Linked DNA regions of Mus musculus: region 2 is linked to region 1. Evidence: chromatin loops called from intact Hi-C (ENCODE). Cell type or tissue: heart. All regions are shown on one strand. Each heading gives the region's core, and the rest is flanking DNA. Links, peaks and the distances in the headings are about the cores only.

Region 1 (5,478 bases), core at 727-4,726:
GTGTCTCCTTTCTGGCTCCCACCCCACCCCACCCCACCCTCACCCTCATCTCTTTTCTTCAAAACACAAAATAAAACTGCAAAAGAGGGGTTGGGAAGCCACCCGGCAACAGCTGTGTCTGGATCATTTCCAAGAGGCAGAGAGTCGGTGGCAACTGTCCGGGACTCTAAGCTAAGCCGCACCTGATTATTTCACTCCATCTTACGCCTCAGTGCCCAGAATGTCTAAACTTAAGAATAAGTTGGGGAGGGAAGAGTTTATAGCACTTTGGGATCCTCATATCTAGGCTACTTATATGTGTGCTGTCGCTAAGGGCATTTAGAGACTGTTTTATGCTGAGCCAATATTTCTTTAGAAACCTAAGCTGCAAGAGAAGGTGTGTTCAAGGGTCACTATGTAGCCAAATGGTGGGTTAGCCAAGCACAAACCCCACTAAAAGAGTTGTATAATGGAATGGTAACTGAATTCTCTTGCTAAAGCAAGCAGCCAGTTTTCAGCTTCTCCCTCAGGTTAACTAGCTGGGTCCTGGGTGAACCTGGGTGGAAGCTTTATGCTTATCTTTCCTATGTACAGCCCTCTACCAGCATATCCCCAGCCCCAGCCCTCTACCAGCATATCCCCAGCCCCAGCCCTCTACCAGCATATCCTCAGCCTCAGCCCTCTACCAGCATATCCCCAGCCCCAAACCCTGACCGCCTCAAGGTTCGTACCAAACCAGGATGCGCCTTGCTGTGTCCTATCTCATGAAAGGACATGCCCAGCGAGGCCTGAAGCAGACAGTTTCTAAACTTAGTCCTGGACTGGATACTCACATGTGCAGGTTTTATTTAAGGCTCAGAAGACCTTTATGTTCCAAAGATATCAACAGGCCCAAGTGCAGTGAATGCTACCCTCTACTGTTGACTGTAATTAACTCCCCGGCACCATTTAGAAATCGTTGTGCCATGTAATTTTTGTGTTTAAGAAGTATCTTAAGTACAACAGTTAAAAGCCTGACCTCTGGAAGTGGATTTCCTCTGCGTGTCTCCGTTTCCTCACCTGCAATATGAAGGTAATAATAGTTCTACCCCAGGGGGTTGTCAAGAAGATTAACTTGTTTAATGCAGTTGAGCGGTTCCGTGTGAAAGTCCTTTGAATTGTATCTCATAAGAACTCAGCAGATGCTAACAGTGTCCATCAAGTGTTAATGAGATTCGTCATCACCTCTGATATCACCAACTCTGCTTTGAGAGTCCTTTAGGCTTTTTATTGAACGATGAGCAACCCAGGTGAATTATATCTAAGCTTGGATTCAGAATGAAATTCCAGCTTTGCTCTGGGTGGTAGTGGTGGCTAACCCCAGCACTCGGGAGGCAGAGGCAAGTGAAGCTCTGAGTTCAAAACCAACCTGGTCTACAGAGCCAATTCCAGGACATACACTGGAAACCTTGTCTCGAAAAACAACAATAACAACAACAACAACAAAATTCAGCTTTGCCTCTTACTAGTTTTTGAGACACTGAGTTACTTAATGTGTCTGAGTTCTGCTGTTCATATCCGTTAAGTTGTAGCATATAGACGTGTGCACAGTTAGCACATGGGTAGAAGTTATTATTATTGTCATAGAGGTTACACTTTAGTCCCTAGACAGCTGGAAGGTAATGGTTGAGCTCTCTTTGAAGTCTGTTTGATCTGGCCTCTTAGTGGGTATGCACTCTGAAATATTTTCTAGACGGAGAAGGGGCCAGGTGTGGCGGTACATGTCTGTAATCCCAGCACTTAGAAGGCGGAGGGAGAATTTGAGGTCAGCCTTAGCTACTTAATAATTCTAAGAAGTTTTTGTAAAGATCTGTAAGTGCTAGAAAACAATTAAAGAAAACAAGATAATATATTCAAAAATGAACTAAAATATGAACATGGTAATAATAGCCTTTTATATCTTTCTCCCCAAGAGAAAAAAAAAATGTCTTAGAAACCATCCCATAATTCTCCTAACATCTGGGGGGAACCTTCATTTCCACTTGCAACTTTTTAATACAGTTCCTCATGTTGTGGTGACACCCAACCATGAGATTATTTTGTACTATTTTGTATTATTTCTATTATTATATGTATAAATGTAATTTTGCTACTGTTATAAATTATAATGTAAATGTCTGATATGGAGAAAGACCCTGAGGGACTAAGGGGTCTTCACCTACAGATTGAGAAACCACTGACTTAAAACAGCAAATAAAAAAACATTAAGAGCCGGGCATGGTGGCACGCGCCTTTAATCCCAGCACTCGGGAGGCAGAGGCAGGTGGATTTCTGAGTTCCAGGCCAGCCTGGTCTGCAAAGTGAGTTTCAGGACAGCCAAGGCTATACAGAGAAACACTGTCTCAAACAACAACAACAACAACAAAAGAAAGAAAGAAAGAAAGAAAGAAAGAAAAGAAAAGAAAAGAAAAATATTAAAAATACATAAATCACGGGGGCTGGCAAGATGGCTCAGCAGGTAAGAGCACTGAGTTCAAATCCCAGCAACCACATGGTGGCTCACAACCACCCGAAATGAGCTACAGTGTACCTATTTAAAATAATAAATAAACCTTTGGGCCAGAGCGAGCAAGGAAGCCAGTGGGACCAATGAGAGCGAATAAATAAATTTTTAAAAAATACATAAATCACAAAAAGAATACTAAGCAAAAAACAAACAAACAAAACAAAACAAAAACATTTCAGAATGGGCCCCGTGTCTACGTAGATCTGCTCATTATAGATGCAGTGTCTTACTGCTAACGTCATGCCTCCTCGCCTCCTCCTCCTCCTTCTTCTCCTCCTCCCTCCTCTTCCTCTTTTGAGATTTCATTTCTTGTTTTTTCATGAAGATGCTCCTGCAAGCATGTGCTCAAAGTTGCCACAAGAGGGCGTCGAATGCCTTGGAGTCGGGCGTACAGGCAGGCTGGAAAGGAGTCTCTGGAAGCTGAGCCGCCTCTCCAGCCCCAGTGACTTCCATTGTATCTCTCCGAGTTGTGTCCTTTCCCCTCTGTTTAGTTAGACATGACCTCAAGTTGTAAGCTTTGGTACAAGGTGGACGCAAATGAAAAGGGCACACTCAATGTCTTTGCCAGAAAACAGTGTTTTAACTCCTAACTTCTTAAGACACTATAACCGATGGCTTGACTCTTGCTCAAAGCCAGAAGAGACAAGCTTCTAACATTTCAACATCTGGCAGTAGAGGGCAGCACTACCCTTTTTTTGAGAAATGTTGAGCATCTAGGGAAAAGGGGAAAGGCTCCCAACCGTTTTGTTGTTGTTGTTTTAATTTTACTTTATCCATACAAGTTCTTTTTAAAATTTATTTTTCTTATTGCTTATTGGTCTTATAGAAGGAATCCCATATCTTCTATTTGCTTAATAATGGAAGACCGAGTACTTAGTGAAAACCAGAGTTTTCAGGTGTTCTGCTGGGTGTGCTGTCTGGCAAAGGTAAAAAGTGGCTCAACCTTAGGCAGCCAGATAGCAGTCTTCTATGAACACAGTAAACGCTCCTGAACTTTCTAGATCGTCTTTCTGAAGCAGGATGTGGGTTTTTTTAATGTGTGTAAATCATATGCTCACAACCCTGATGATGGCTTCTAAATTCTTACTCACTGACTTCATTCCGCTGTGTCAGTGTTCATTTCTAGCGCGTTTGGGGCGGATCAGGGCAAATGCAGACGTAGGCCAGGTATTGTGACTTTAAGGAACGATGTTCCACAGGGTGGGGGAGGGACTTCTTTGCTGAAGCTTCGGTTGCCTGACAGCTGTGCGTAAACAGCTTGTGTGCTCGATCGATTCTATTACACTATGATTTGAATTTCTCTAAGCAATAAAAGGGGGGGGGTCTGACTTTTGTGCTAAGTGTAGCTCAATCTCTTTGTCAGGAGGACACGGAGGAGAGAATAACCCTAATTTTAGAAAATATATAGCAGAAGTGTTCTTAGTATATTTGAGTTCTATCCTGACCCTGGAAAGATTTTTTGGCAACGAATCTTCAGTGCAAACTTAAACAACCCTCCTGAGGAGAAAGTGGTGGCAGACATTAAGTCTAGCCCCAGCCCTGCCTTGTCAACTGGGCGAATTATAACTTCTGAGCCTGTTTTCCTCCGCTCTTAAGCAGAGATGCCTCAGGATTTATTAGAAGAGCTAATTCAGAAAGTGGCATGGCTCAGTGGTTAGAGCACTGGCTGCTGCTCTTCTAGAGGATCCTGGTTCGATTCCCAGCAGCCACATGGCAGCTCACAACTGTCTGTAACTCCAATCCCAGGGGATCTGATGCCTTCCTCCGGCCGTTGTGAGCACTAGGCACACACGTGGTACACAGACATACATGCAGACAAAACACCCATACACATAAAAATAAATAAATGAGCAAAAATTTAATTGCTTTAAAAGCTATTTAGATACCTAACGAGTTTTTCTATCATTGTAGCCCAAAGAGGTCAATACTGTTCTAAACATATAAGACTTTCTGCTTCTTCTCATCTGGTGTCTTTACATTGCCTGGATTGCTAGTTAATTGTCATGTAACCTTAACTATCTCCCTAACTTGATTGCTAGTTTCTTAAGACCCAAAACCATTAGACCTAACTCTCTGCATGTTCCATGACAAAAAAAAAAAAAAAAAAAAAAAAAAAAAGGTATTTGGTGCCTAATTTGAACATAAATATTTGTTGATTGATTAAAGACAAGCTCTTTAAAATTACATTAATACAAAATTAGCTCTTTTGCCGTGTTTTTGTTTTTTTTTTTAAGTAACACTATCTTGACCATTTTAAGTTCACTATACAGTAGTGTTAGCCGTGTTTGCACTGTTGTGTAACAGCTCCCTGGACTTTTCCATCCAGGATGAAAACTGTTCATAACCCTCCCACATTGCTAGTTCCAGCTCCCAGAGGCTTCTTGGTCGACTGAGCAAAACAAGAAAAGAATTCATGAGTTTTTAGGAGTTTGGCTGTTTGGGGGGGTGGGGGTGTTTCCTGGTCACCTAGAGACTTCCATCCTTACCTTGTGGATAATCTGCACTAGTTTCTCTAAGCTGTGGAGTAGCCACAGGTCTGGGCAGAGGCACCAGAAAAGAAGCACTTTCACCAATTGTTTATGTCTGGTATATAACTGAGCACTAACGAGAAGAGAACTATCAGGACAAAACTAGATATTCACCTTGATAATTATTTGATTTTCAGAATAACTGAGTTTTGTTATATAGTGAAAACAATGTTGTTTTTTTTTTTTTATGTGTATGAGTGGTTTCGCCTGCATGTTTTTTTTTTTTTTTTTTTGCCTGCAGTGTGTGTGCAGTGCCCTCAGAAGTGAGACCATGTTGTTAGATCCCCTGGACCTGGAGTTACAGACAGTTGTAAGCTTTGATGTGGGTGCTGGGAACCGAGCCCAGGTCTTCTGCAAGAGGAATAAGTGCTCCTGACCAAGGAACAACGTCTTCAGAGCCCCCCACCCCCAAAATAGATAACTGGT
Region 2 (5,478 bases), core at 740-4,739, 870 kb before region 1:
GATAACAGAATCCAGGATCCAGAGGAGGCACAGAGTCTGGGATGTGTCCAGGGCCACACATCCAGGAAGGAGAACCAAGGTCTTGGGCTGAGTGTGACTGGTGGCTTTTCTCTGACCTGTTAGTATGAAGATCACAGGGAACATTTCTCAGGAGCCAGCAACACGGCTCAGCATGGGTGCTTTCTGTGCAAGGCTGGCTGGCTACCTTGGATCCCTGCAACCCAGATAAAGGTAATAGGAGAAAAGGCAGACTCTCCCAGCTGCCCCGAGGCCTCCACATGTGTGCTATGGGAGTGCATCCCTGTGCCCACGTCAATAATAAATGAAACAAAGCAAAACAAAAATGAAGCCAGTGACAGCTTGGGCTGGAATTTAAGCCACAATTAATTGAGCCAAAGGTAGAAACTGTCCCTAGACATGAGGGACCCTTGGGGACATTAAAATGTGCTTCTTGAATGTCAAGGATAAAGTTCTTCTAAGCTGCCGACAAATATCCATGAAAGGAATTTTAGCATTAAATAAAGTTCGACGAGTTTTTATCGATACCTTCTTAGAGCCATGTATGTGTGGGGTGGGGAAGGCCAGTAGGTAGTCCTGGCAACCTCACACTACTGAGGTAGAAGTTGTCAAGCATAACTGAGAGGCAGGGCTTCCAGAAACTTCTCTTAGAGCTCACTGACATTATTTTTAAAGGTTCTAAGAAGAATACTGGCTCAACTTTTTTCAGTCCAGACTTTTCTGAATTTTGCAATGGTCCCTCCTCTACTGCCCTCTTGCCCCTGGGGAATGTTTGCAAACATCTTTGGAATAGTCTAGGGGAGCCCCATCGGCCTGCAGGCAGCTCCACGGTGGGGGCCTGGGCTGTCAAAGCCGAAGGACACGCCCCTTTCTTTGTTCAACAGACCATGGGGCTCTGCTGCGAGGACTACAGAAGCTTCTCTTTGCTCTCTTGGTCAGAAAAGATGTTAGCTCCAGCTAGGATCTAGCTTAAAACGGGTGTCCTTCCAAATTGGGGGATTACTCAAACCTCTCAGCCTTTGAGCTAGAGGGATCCCTCGGGTCAGCAAACAAGTGTTCAGGCACGTGAGTGCCGCGTGGCTTTCGGAACACATGCAGGAGCGGGTTCCAGCAGGAGACTGATGCAGCCTGAATTGTAATCAGAGGAACACACTGGAAAACAACAGATTCGGGCCCTTTGCCTCTGGGCCGGCTTGGCAGCGTGGTGCACAGGACTCTGCTTGCCTCTGTGCTGAGCTCACCCTGCCAAGAGCCAGACTTTGTCCGAACATCCATGTGCGGGCTGAAGAGGGGAATCTGTTGACAGGACCCAGCTTCCAAGCCTGGACCTCGTGGCCATAGCTCTTCTCCAAAGTGACACGTAGCCAGGGCTGTTTACCCAGCAGAGTCAGTGCTTGGAGGCCACTTAGCTTGCCAGTGCTGTGGTAAGACGGAAATGCCTACATGGGCGTGGTGACATTTGTTTCTAGGTTGGAAAATAGCCTGGCAGTGTTCTTTGATGTCCCATGGTCCTGGACTGGCTTCAGGCCTGTCACCAGGCTTTCTGAGCCACCAGCTCTTCTGTGAGACATGCCCCCCCCCCCCCTGAGCTTAGCCTTCAGATTGGGTCATCAAGAATCTGTGGGAATCTCTGCATACCTTACCAAGTAGTCACTGTTTCTAGTCTGTCCTGAGTCACATGCATTTAAATGTCCCAGTAACGCCATGAGGGGGGAGTCCAAGGGTGCTCCTCATGTTATGTTGGGAAACTGAGCCCCAGAGAGGTGGAACTGGCTTCCAGGATTTCTGGGGTGGAGCTGGCATCTCTGCTTAGGTCTGATCTACAGAGGCCCGGCCCCAGTCACTTCATCTCTGCTTCAGAAATGGCCTCCCTCCGAGGGCCTGTTGGCGCGCTAGGGTCTCCCAGTTTCTCCTTAGGATCTTTTCTGCCAGGTGCTCCAGAGAAAGATGTGGGGAGGAGAAGTGGCCTTCTCTCTCTGGCTTGGAGGCCGCTGTCCCCTCGCTTGGGGTATCATAGAGTAGGGGCACAGAGGCTTGGAAAGGACAATTATCGAACTCACTTTGTCCTCCCAGAAGCTATGAGGGGAACAACCAAATATCTCATTTCATAGTTAGGAAACTGAGGTACAGAGAAGAATGTATGACGTTATATACTGACAAGCATCAGAGGTGAGGCCTAAACTCACAGTGGCTGGCTCTGGACATACCTGATGTACATTATGCTGTATTTTAGGTCTCAGAGGGCTGAAGATGGAAGATGTGGCCCTTTAATATGGTTCCTCGTGTTGTGGTGACCCCCCCCAACCATAAAATTATTTCTGTTGCTACTTCATAACTGTAATTTTACTACCGTGACGAATTGCAACGTAAATATCTATGTTTTCTGGTGGTCTTAGGTGACCCCCGTGAAACAGTCCATTGATCCTGAGGGGACTGAGACCCACAGGTTGAGAACCACCGCTGTAGAAGAAGCAATAAGCCCTCCCTACTCATACTATGGGAAGCCGAGTTCTATATCTACCTTTTCCTCTGCATCCAGGCCCAAGGGCAAGGTGTAAGAAGAGGAAATATTTAACTTTTTGTGTTACTCTGACCAAAAACCTGTCAAGAGGCAACCTAAGGGAGAAAGAAATTACTTTGGCTCACAGTTGTAAGGATACAGACCCAGTGCGGTGGGGAAGGCAGCTGGTCCCATTACACCACCCGCCAGGAAGCAGCTGACAGGAAGTGAGGGCAAGGCTATCAAAAATGTAAGGCTCACGGCAGCCCCTAATACTTCCTCTATCAAGACTCCACCTGAAGTGTTTCCACCATCTTCCAAAACAGCAGAGCTTGCAGGAAACCAGGTGTTCAAACACATGAGACTGTGGGGGAGATTCCACATTCAAACCACAAGGGGGAGTGTGCTGATGGGTGGTAGGGAAAAGGCACCCATTTATCTACTGGTTCCTTGGGCGCATTGCACCTGCAGTGTGTCTCACACTGTGATTGGCACAGAGGAATTTGGCTTTCATTGGACTGAACTTGAGTTTTTATCTCCATCGGAAGCCAGTTACGAAACTTCCGGGCGTCAGTGTCCTTCCCTCCCCAGGGAAGCTGGTGGCAGCACAGTTTCTGAGCTATAAGGAGGCCTCCGTGAAGTTAAAGACACTGGGGACTTAGAATAGTGCACGCCTGTGTAAGAGCTGAACAAGTGGTGGCTGTCAGTGCTATTATTACCTCTGTCCTTGGGAGCTCACTGTCTGGTGGGGCCCAGACATTAAAAGGAAGTAGATAATTTCCTGATGACTTGGGCCAGGAAGTGAGGCGGCATTGCTCAGAGCAGTGAGGTTAGAATTCCTGCCTCCTTGCTCTCTCTGAAGTGTCTTGAGGTCAGTCCTGCACTTCATCCTGAGGCTGAGGCCAGCTTCAAGTGCTCCTTCTGCACTGGCCCAGGGGGGTGCTGGTGCCCAGATTGGGTGTCTATGTCACTTTGCCTGTTCTCGTCTTCTAAACGTTTGGGGGCAAAGCTTCTGGGGTGGAGGGAGCAGCCAAGACAGCTTCACAGCTCAGCACAGACAGAAGCCCACCGGTGAGATGGGAAAGCCAAATGGCCAAAGAAATATATAGGAGCAAGTTTAATGGCGTGGTGACAAGCCACTCCGTAAAGCGATTGCACGCTGGCAGGTGATAAGCATTTTAGAAGCAATGAGACAGAAAAGGATTACTTGGGGCATGCTGGGGATCCTCCCTCCCAGCCTAGAATTCCTCCAGGGAGTTCTCAGCCAGCCGTGTAGATAGGGAGGGGGTCACTCCCCTGCGGCGGGCCCCAATTCTCAAGCATCTCCGACTTTATCGTAGGCTCCGGTGGCTTCAGCCACTCTCAACCTCAGTTAAACCCGTGCTTTTCTTACCTCCTCACTCTCGTTATAGAAAAACAAATGATTTGATTTTTAGCTCTAGACTGTCAACTTCGTACCTCAAAGTTCATCTCCGGGAGCTGTGTTTCCATGATATTTTTAATAACTGAAATATCATCCTGGAGCAAATCATGGCGTGTCAAGAAAGCCACCACCCTTCTGGGAAGAAGAGTGTGTTGGACGTGGGGGAGATGGGGCTAAAGCTGGAGGTGACTCAGGGCTGTTGGCTGTTGGGGATATTCTTGGGGTACTACTTATAGAGTCCAGTCAGGATCTGGACCCGGCAGCAATGCTGAGCTGAGACAATGGTGGGGAATCAGAGCGAGGAAGAGGAGGGCTAGAGCCGAGCTAGTTCCCTGCAGAGGGAGGCTGAGATCACTCGGGCGGTCTTGTCTTGCTGGGATAGTAGATTGAATGGTAGAATCCCAAAAGCTCTGTCCACACTGTAACCCCAGGAAACCATGAATGTGGCCCTATTTGAAAAGGGGGTCTCGAAGGTGTGATTGGGCTCCAAATCATTACGGTGGAGAGGAGAGAAGACCACAAGAGGAAGAGGAGCTTGGTGGGTTTTTGCTCTTGAAGCCAGGGAGTGCACAGAGCTGCAGGAAGCCAAGAGGAGGAAGGCTCGTCTCCCGTGGAGGAGGCTCACACGCACGATTGTGGTGTTTGGGACCTCTGGCCAGCAGAATGATGCGTGCATACATTTCTGTGGTTTTGAATCCCTGAGTTTGGGGGTGGCTTAGTATGGCAACCCTAGAAATCAAATGCAGACCCAAGTCTGAAAACCTGGGACCAGGCGCTGATCCCAGGAAGATGGCATAGCTCCTGAGTAGAGAGGTCTCTGGTGGCAGTGGGTCCAGAGTGGGCTGCTGTGGGACAGACAGAAGGACAAGAGTCCAGAGAGTTTCATCTCTGTCCTCGTGCAGCCAGAGCACAGGCCAAAGAGACTCCCCTGAGTGATTAGGTAAGCCCGGGCGTGGGTAGCCCTTCCCTTCAGCCCTTCCTCATCCTTCCGGTTATGATTTCGAGAACAGACTTTCACAGGTGACTTAAGGATGGATGGGAACACACAGCGGAGGGTCAGCAGCCAGCTCACACTGGAGCTGGGTACTTTAATCTATGTCCCCAGAAGATACAAGTTTTAGGGCTGCCTTGGTGACTCTGGAGGAACTTCCCAAGACCATGAGGCACTCTGAAAACAGAGAGCAGTGCCTGAAGCTGGAAGGGCTTTCTGAATCGCCAAGGTCTGGGTTCCTCCTCTCAGTCATCTCACCCCTGATCCATGCTTTCCCCTACGCGCTGGTACACACAGGCAGCCTTAGACTGCAACAGCCCAAACCGTCAAGCTGCAAAAGCGTGCTAAGCAGGCTCACTCGCAGCCAGGCTCTGCCGGCAGCTTCTCTTTCCTACGACATGTGTGTTTGTGGTCGTGATATTATATTGCACGCATTAACATAGTCATATTTTTTGCTAGTAAAATTCTTCCTGGCTCATATAATGGAATTAAATATATCAGTATTTCATGGTGTTCCGCAAAAAGCCCCATAACTTCCAGGTGCTC

Evidence for each region. A loop is a pair of places that touch in the nucleus more often than their neighbours do. Peaks named below come from ENCODE experiments on the same cell type or tissue, not always from the same donor. Only the 100,000 strongest peaks of a DNase experiment are listed, where the experiment ranks them.
Region 2: it touches region 1 in a loop (3-fold over the local background); 1 of 42 quality-filtered maps calls a loop at or near these places.

What each region holds. Positions count from the first base shown.
Region 1 is chr19:43,527,492-43,532,969 of GRCm38, forward strand. No RefSeq gene overlaps it. Among named protein-coding and RNA genes, the nearest start is that of Got1, 5.6 kb to the left of the region's middle. In heart, for the core only: CTCF peaks have their summits at 898 (motif pointing left), 2,894 (motif pointing right) and 3,178 (motif pointing right); DNase peaks (open chromatin) are centred at 750 and 2,900; H3K4me3 peaks cover 442 bases; H3K27me3 peaks cover 384 bases.
Region 2 is chr19:42,658,689-42,664,166 of GRCm38, forward strand. No RefSeq gene overlaps it. Among named protein-coding and RNA genes, the nearest start is that of Gm25216, 38 kb to the right of the region's middle. In heart, for the core only: a CTCF peak has its summit at 2,904; DNase peaks (open chromatin) are centred at 1,193 and 3,103; H3K27ac peaks cover 1,736 bases.